Regions from separate parts of the Homo sapiens genome. Here region 1 is linked to region 2. The links are chromatin contacts, found by Hi-C in ENCODE. All regions are on one chromosome and are shown on one strand. The core of a region is the stretch at or near the end of the contact, and the rest is flanking DNA. Distances in the headings are between cores, read along the strand shown. Region 1 has its middle 140 kb from the start of LINC00604. Region 2 has its middle 100 kb from the start of LINC02104.

Region 1 (3,465 bases), core at 852-3,351, 760 kb after region 2:
TTAAGTAAATTTCTTACCTGAGAGTCACAACTGGCTGGATGAATCCTCTTTTACCTCCTTCAGAGAAACAGACCTATGACTCTAACTAGACAAAATTTCAGACTGAATCTCTTAGAGAATGCAATCAAGTCTATTGATTCAATTATAAAGTGCTACTTTGGTTACAGGGTGACAAACTTCCAGATATTATTATCCCTAAAGGTTATATAGGCTGAAAATCTCAGTCGATTTAAGATAAATCTGGGCTGAAAGATCATAAATGGGGAAATGTAGGACATTCCAGATACAGCCTTTACTTGAAGGTTGACAGAAGGAGGATAAACAGATGCCTGCAGGATGATCCATGGTGACACTGTCACAGGTAAACTGAAGAGACTGTGTCCAAGTCAATCAGTATGTGTGGAGGATTTGTTGCTATTTGTTCTTCTCATTTTTCCAATGTGATCGAAGTTCCTTAGGTTTAGCCCAATAAACATCTCCCTCACTACTAGTGACCACAGCAAAAAAAAAAAAAAAATGTGTGTAACAAAATATGCACTATAGAGGATCAAACTGTTTTACAAAATCTTCAAAAACCTAAATGTTTTCTTAGCAAATGATGGCATGTCCTTCAAACACTAGAACACTATATTGTTTATTTTGCTTTCAGGCTGATTATAAGGTAAATTCAACTCAGAGAGACTTGATCTTCTTCCTAATTTACCTGCTTCAACAAGAAACCATGAGTGTTCATTATCAACCATATTTTGAAAATTGAATAATAAATAATGGTAACTACTTTATTAATAAAACAAATATGTTTTTAATTAAGTGACTGTGGCTGCCAGGCTCCAGAAAGTTAAAATGCCATCAATAGATAGGCAGTGAAATTCTGAAAGCAGTTAAATTGCAGAGTACTTGAGAACTGGTAATTTTAGATGAAAGACAGCTAAGACACAAATTTAAAAGCCTATCCATTGTTCCTTTTTTAAAATGATATGAAGAGATATTGTACATCACAACTGCTATGGACTGAATATTTGTGTCCTCCCAAAATTCATATTAAAGCCTATATCCCCAATGTGATGGTATTGGGAGGTTGGACTTTTGGGAACTTACTAGGTCATGATGGTGGAACCATCCCCTAATCTCATTCATCCTCCACCATGAATGAGATTAGTGCCTCTATAATAAGAGGCAAACAAGAGATCATCTCTCTCTGCCATGTTAAGATATAACAAAAAAACAGCTGTCTGCAAACTAGGAAGAGTGCACTCACCAGATACCAGATCTACCAGTGCTCTGATCTTAGACTTCCCAGCCTTCAAATTGCATAGTATTTTGTTTAGTCTATGGTATTTTGTTGTAGCAGCCTGAGCTGATTAAGACAATTTTCTTCATAGATCATTTTCTTGGGAATGGTGGTAAGATGCTCATAAATGCTTAAAACTACACATAACAATCACACAGCTAGAAGAGATCCCAGAAAATCTTTCAAAGAAAATTCAGAACCAAAGTTCTGGCTCTCACTTTATCTCCAGCCTTAAATGAGCTGGAGAGTCAGTTATGTAACTAAATGTCTCATGCCTCAGATTCCTCATGCATTCATTGGGAAGAATGCCTGTGCAATGTGTCTTTAGGGTTACCATAGAGATGAATGAGGTAATGTATAGAAGAAGCACAATCCCAAATAATATTTCCCTTACCATAACTTTTCTGCTAAATAACATCTAAAATTTTAGCCCTTGTTTAATTTAGCCTCATATTTCTCGTCTCTTGCCCTTTGTAACTACTGTGCCAAACTTTCCACTTTATGATATACAGTAAGTCCACTTAATGCTGTCGATAGGTTCTTGGAAACTGTGACTTAAAGTGAAATGACATACAACAGGTCTTTGAATAATATCATTTCTTTCAACATCCTTGATAAGAATAAAACATTGGTTTCATTCTATGTTGTTTTGTTTCAAGTCACAGTTTCCAAGAACCTATCAACAACATTAAGTGAGGACTTACTGTATAGGGTTTCCTTTATTTTCATTTTCTATTTTGCCAACATAACCACCAGCCTTTGCTTTAGTACAGTACCTACTCTTGAAGCTACCCCATCAGTGTTCACTGATTAAATATGAGGAGAAGGGAGAGGTAGGCTGCTGCTCAGGGACTTTTCACACTAAGACAAGAAACCAGAGCAAAGGTGATTCCCCCTTGCGTGGCTAAACTATGGTTGCTGAAGCAAAAGGCATTGGAGCAGAAATATTTCCCTTCTAATCACTAGTAATGCCTCAGGCAATAATGGATGCTTCATAAGCAAAGGAATTCCCACTAAACCATCAGGAAGTCTAGTGTAATAGCCTATTTCCAACCTGCCAGATTCATTGAGTGAATTGGAGCAAATCTCATCTATACTTCTCACTTTCTGATATAATTTTATAGAGACTAAATAGTAATGTTCACCATAATGTTGGATGAGCCTCACTTGTGAAGCATTCACTCAGTATATACCTGGCATAATCTCCTCAGATTGGTACTTTTTCAGATTTAAGAGGGAAATAGCTTGAAATTGAGAACTAATAGCAAATTACATGCCCTTAAGATGATACACCCTTCAATGACAAAACACTGTAGCACACCTCCAGGTCTGAAGTTAACAAAGAGGGCTGTCACTTCATTCAGCTGAATCCCTCCTGCCCTCCCCCTGCATACACCCCAGGCAACCTTTGCCCTACTACAATCTAGCTCATTAATTTGGTCAATGCAATTGTTTCTCATTTAAATCTTCCTGTAAAACATAGAATAGTCACTTCACTATTACATTGTCCCCAATTTTTTCAAAAGCTTGCCGTGAAGGGAAGGAAGCTAAGTAAGAAAAAGGTCAATGAAGCCAGTTGCAAAGAAGATTATGAAATGTTGCTCATTTCTGCTTTTTTTTTTCTTTTGAACCTCTGAATTACTTCATCTTTCCATCTGTCTACAAAGTTGTGGGTGCACATTAAGATATACAGACAGAATTCACAAACCCTTTGGTAAATTCACTCTTAGCACTAAATATCAACGGAGGAGAAAAAAAAAACGTACTATGTTTCCCAAAAGAAGTATGGGGAGACTATTTTCTATGATTAAAAGCATAAGAAAAAAAATAAAACTGATCCAAGAGCCCAGAGACTATTTTTATATGTGAAAAATATATACTTTAGTCAGGATTTGTAACTTCAGTAACTCCCTTTGGAAACCAAATTTCCACCCTCTCACAGTGTTTGGTTATTTAGGACTGAGTCAATTTGAGCATGATGAGTTTGGAATGCCAGCTGGCTGCAGAAGTGTGAAGAAACCTGTGTGGTCACCAACACTTTAAACATCACTCACAGTTCTGAAGTAGGGCTATCCCAGGAGCACTTCCTGGATGCTGGTGATCCACAAACACCAGACTATTTCCACTCCTCAAAAGGAAAAAGAATGGGGCCCTACCTTGCCAGGAAGAGGAAT
Region 2 (3,479 bases), core at 747-3,246:
CATAGAGTAATTTTCCCAATCGTATTCTACCTTCTAGAATAAACGATATTGGTAGTTGTTATTAGTTGTTTGTGTTTTGTAGCTATAAAAACATCAAAATTAAGATGTGAAATGGCTCCTCCTTCCTAGAAAGATTCATTGTAAACCTAATTGTATAGTGAGTCTCAGATGCTTAAAAACCGTTGCACCTAAAGCTTTATCATTGATTAAATCCCTTAACTAACATTTTTGTGAATGCAAAGGAAAGGTAGGTATTCATTTAGAAGTTCTTTGCATGTTTACAAGCAATTAATAAGTGCCTGGCTGACTTTTAACGAGATTGTGCTAATTCCATTTGTCTAACTTTCCTCCTAGTTTTGATTTTGCAAACTTTAATCATTTCCCTTACTGTTTTCTTAACTTTTCTGCATTTCTTAACATTAATTTTACTTACTTAATTGTGATTAAATGGTGAACATATAACCAAGTATTTTGAATTTTTTTTACTGTATGTAACATTTAATAAATGTATTTTGGTCCTGATCACATTAATTTAGTGGGTTCTAATCTTACATAAGTACTTTAAATGTCTTCCATACTTAAATTTTGGTTATTTCCTTTACATGACCCATTTCCTGGTTTTGCTCAATGTAGAAGAGGATGTTTTCTATTTTTATTTTGAATTTTACTGTTCCCCAAGGCCTTCTTAATTATGTTTTTCTTGGGTAGGCAACATCTTGTCTCTTGATTTTTAAGCCATGACTAAAGTATACCCAGATAGCATGTGATTTGCTAAATGACTTTTTTTTTTTTTTTTTTTTTTTTTTTTGACAGAGTCTTGCTTTGTTGCCCAGGCTGGAATGCAGTGGTGTGATCTCGGCTCACCGCAACCTCTGCCTCCTGAGTTCAAGCGATTCTGCTGTCTGAGCTTCCTGAGTAACTGGGATTATAGGCCAGCACCACCACGCTATACTAAATTTTACTATTTTTAGTAGAGATGGGGTTTTACCAAGTTAGTCAGACTGGTCTTGAACTCCTGACCTCAAGTGATCCACCTGCCTCAGCCTCCCAAAGTACTGGAATTACAGGTGTGAGCAACCATGCTCAGACTTAAATGAATTTTTTTAAATGAAAAATTGGGTTAACGGGTAACAAAAACACTTTACAGTACATCACCCCACAGCCTAGTATCTAGAGTTTTCTCAGTGAAACATAATTTTAGAAATTATCTCTTTTCGTATTTGTTACTTAATTTGTCATACTGCAAATTTCAAGGGCTGGTAGTAGTAGCCAGTGAAATGCCATGCCCAAAGAGGAAGGTAAATAATGTTTTTAAATGCATTTGCTAGTTTTATGCTTTACAGAAAATATTTTATTTTCTGTAAAATAAATTAGTTCCAATTTAGAGATGAGGATATTAGGGTTCATAAATGTTCAAAAACTTGGTCAAGGTCAAATTAGTGAGTAGTAGTGCTCCTTTCACTTACTACTCAAGCATCTGTTTTCTAATTTTTGCACAGCCCTTGAATTCAGAGACTATAATTTATTAGTCTATTAAGGTGTAAATTTTAAAGAAGAATAATGTGCCAAATATTGTTATCAAAAAGATTTTCATATGAGACCATTTCTACAGAAACTTTTTGTTGTTGTTCCTTTTTCTTATTCAATCTTATTGCAGTGATGACTGCAGTAACATGTTGTATCTCTCCTCTTCTTACAACTTAACTTTGACACTGCTCCCATCCAGTAATGGGAACTATGTACTCTCCACTTGCATGTACTTGTCAATAATGTTAATACTTTGTGGTTTTTGAGGCTGAGTTATAAAAGGTGATTTTTAACCTTGTTCTCTTGGGACACTCTCTCAATTCAGCAACCATACTGTTAGGTAGTCCAAGCAGCTTGCAGATAGGTCCATATGGGGAGAATCAGGGTCTGGTCATTAACAGGAACCACTGAACTGCCAGTCAATAGTGAGCCCCAACTAGCCAGCCATGTGAATGAGTCATCCTGGGAGTAATCCTGCAATACCAGTTGAACTGCCCAGCTGATGCTATGTGGAGCAGAGGTAAAACCTTCACAAGGATCCCTGTGAAAACTGAAGTTTTATAAGTGAAATTAACTATTTATTGCTGTTGTTTTAAGCCACAGCATTTTATAGTGATTTGCTATTCGGCAATAAGCAAGTGTCACATGTTCTTTTGGGTTAATGGAAAACTTACTTTTGAAAACCATTTTCATTGCACTACATTTCTGAATGTTTTCTTCCTGTTGTATGAGCTAAAAATAATCCAAGAAAAGTTGCCCAACTCCTGAGAGACTTGGACAAACCTGAAATAATTTTTGTTTTGTAGTTTCATTCTTATGCTGCTCTATTAAAAAATCTTGCTTGTCTGTTTTGACCAGAAATATCCAGGAAAAAGGCAGTTACATTCGTTTACTCTGGACTTGCTGCAAGAGTATGAACAGGCAAAGTAACCTTTGCACTATAGTTAATGTTTTCCACGGAATCTATCTGAACATCAGACTGCTTCATTGCTACAAGTTATTCAACTTCTATTAATTCTATAATTGAATAGAAGTTTGATTTAACTTGTGGAATTTTGCTTCTAAGAAACCTGCTTCTTTTATTTGGAGCACATCTCGTTTCAGTCTTTCTTTGTGTGTCATATTAATAGATTTTTTAAACATTTGTTTTAAACATTTTCCTTAAAAATATATTTTTTTTCTTCATTCTTCTTATTCTTGCCATGTTCCTGGTCATAAATATCAAGGTGATGGTTTCTAGTTATCCAGGCTTATGTAGCTATTTAACAAGCTCATAAGATTATCAACTACATTGTCCACCTGCATATTTTGTCATGGCATAAATAAGCCATATCCTGCAATGGCATTAAATCATAGATATGATAGGATTCATATTAACTATTTGAAAGAAGCATGTGGACAGGAACTCAAGGAAGTCACACAGGTGAGTTATTCTTTATTGACAATACGGATAAGTAATTGACATTATTACTTTCTGTATCTGGGAACACTAAACCCTAGTGTCTAGTGTCACAACTGCCTTTACCTTGGCTTCCCCAACCCAATTCCCAGAAAACAAAGCTTGTAACAGGGGCTTGTGTGTGGGTGACTTATTTAGGAAGTGACCCTAGGTAACTGAGATGGGGACTGGAATAGAGTAACATGGAAGGAAGGAAAGCCATGAGTAGTAGTCTGTTTTCAGGCTGCTGATAAAGACATACCCGAGACTGGGTAATTTATAAGTAAAAATAAGTTTAATGGATTCAACAGTTCCATGTGGCTGGTGAGGCCTGACAGTCATGGTGGAAGGTGAAAGGCACGTCTTATATAGTGGCAGACAAGAAAGAATGAGAGCCAAGTGAAAGGGATTTCCATTTATAAAACCATCAGATCTTGTGAGACTTATTCACTACCACAAGAACAGTATGGGGAAAAGCATCCCCATGATTCAATTATCTCCCAACAAGTCCCTC

The links. A loop is a pair of places that touch in the nucleus more often than their neighbours do.
Region 1: a loop to region 2 is called in a map of PC-9, with 2.1 times the contacts of the local background. The contact joins two enhancer-like sites. A Hi-C loop is called at or near these places in 1 of 168 maps with a recorded cell type or tissue (PC-9) and 1 of 37 single-sample maps with no recorded cell type.

What each region holds. Positions count from the first base shown.
Region 1 is chr5:40,382,335-40,385,799 of GRCh38, forward strand. No RefSeq gene overlaps it. Among named protein-coding and RNA genes, the nearest start is that of LINC00604, 140 kb to the left of the region's middle. Within about 2 kb of position 2,102, at least 7 of the 41 ENCODE cell types and tissues checked have a DNase peak (open chromatin) inside an H3K27ac peak, as active enhancers do; they include PC-9, where a contact is called at or near this core.
Region 2 is chr5:39,622,720-39,626,198 of GRCh38, forward strand. No RefSeq gene overlaps it. Among named protein-coding and RNA genes, the nearest start is that of LINC02104, 100 kb to the left of the region's middle. Within about 2 kb of position 1,997, at least 8 of the 41 ENCODE cell types and tissues checked have a DNase peak (open chromatin) inside an H3K27ac peak, as active enhancers do; they include PC-9, where a contact is called at or near this core.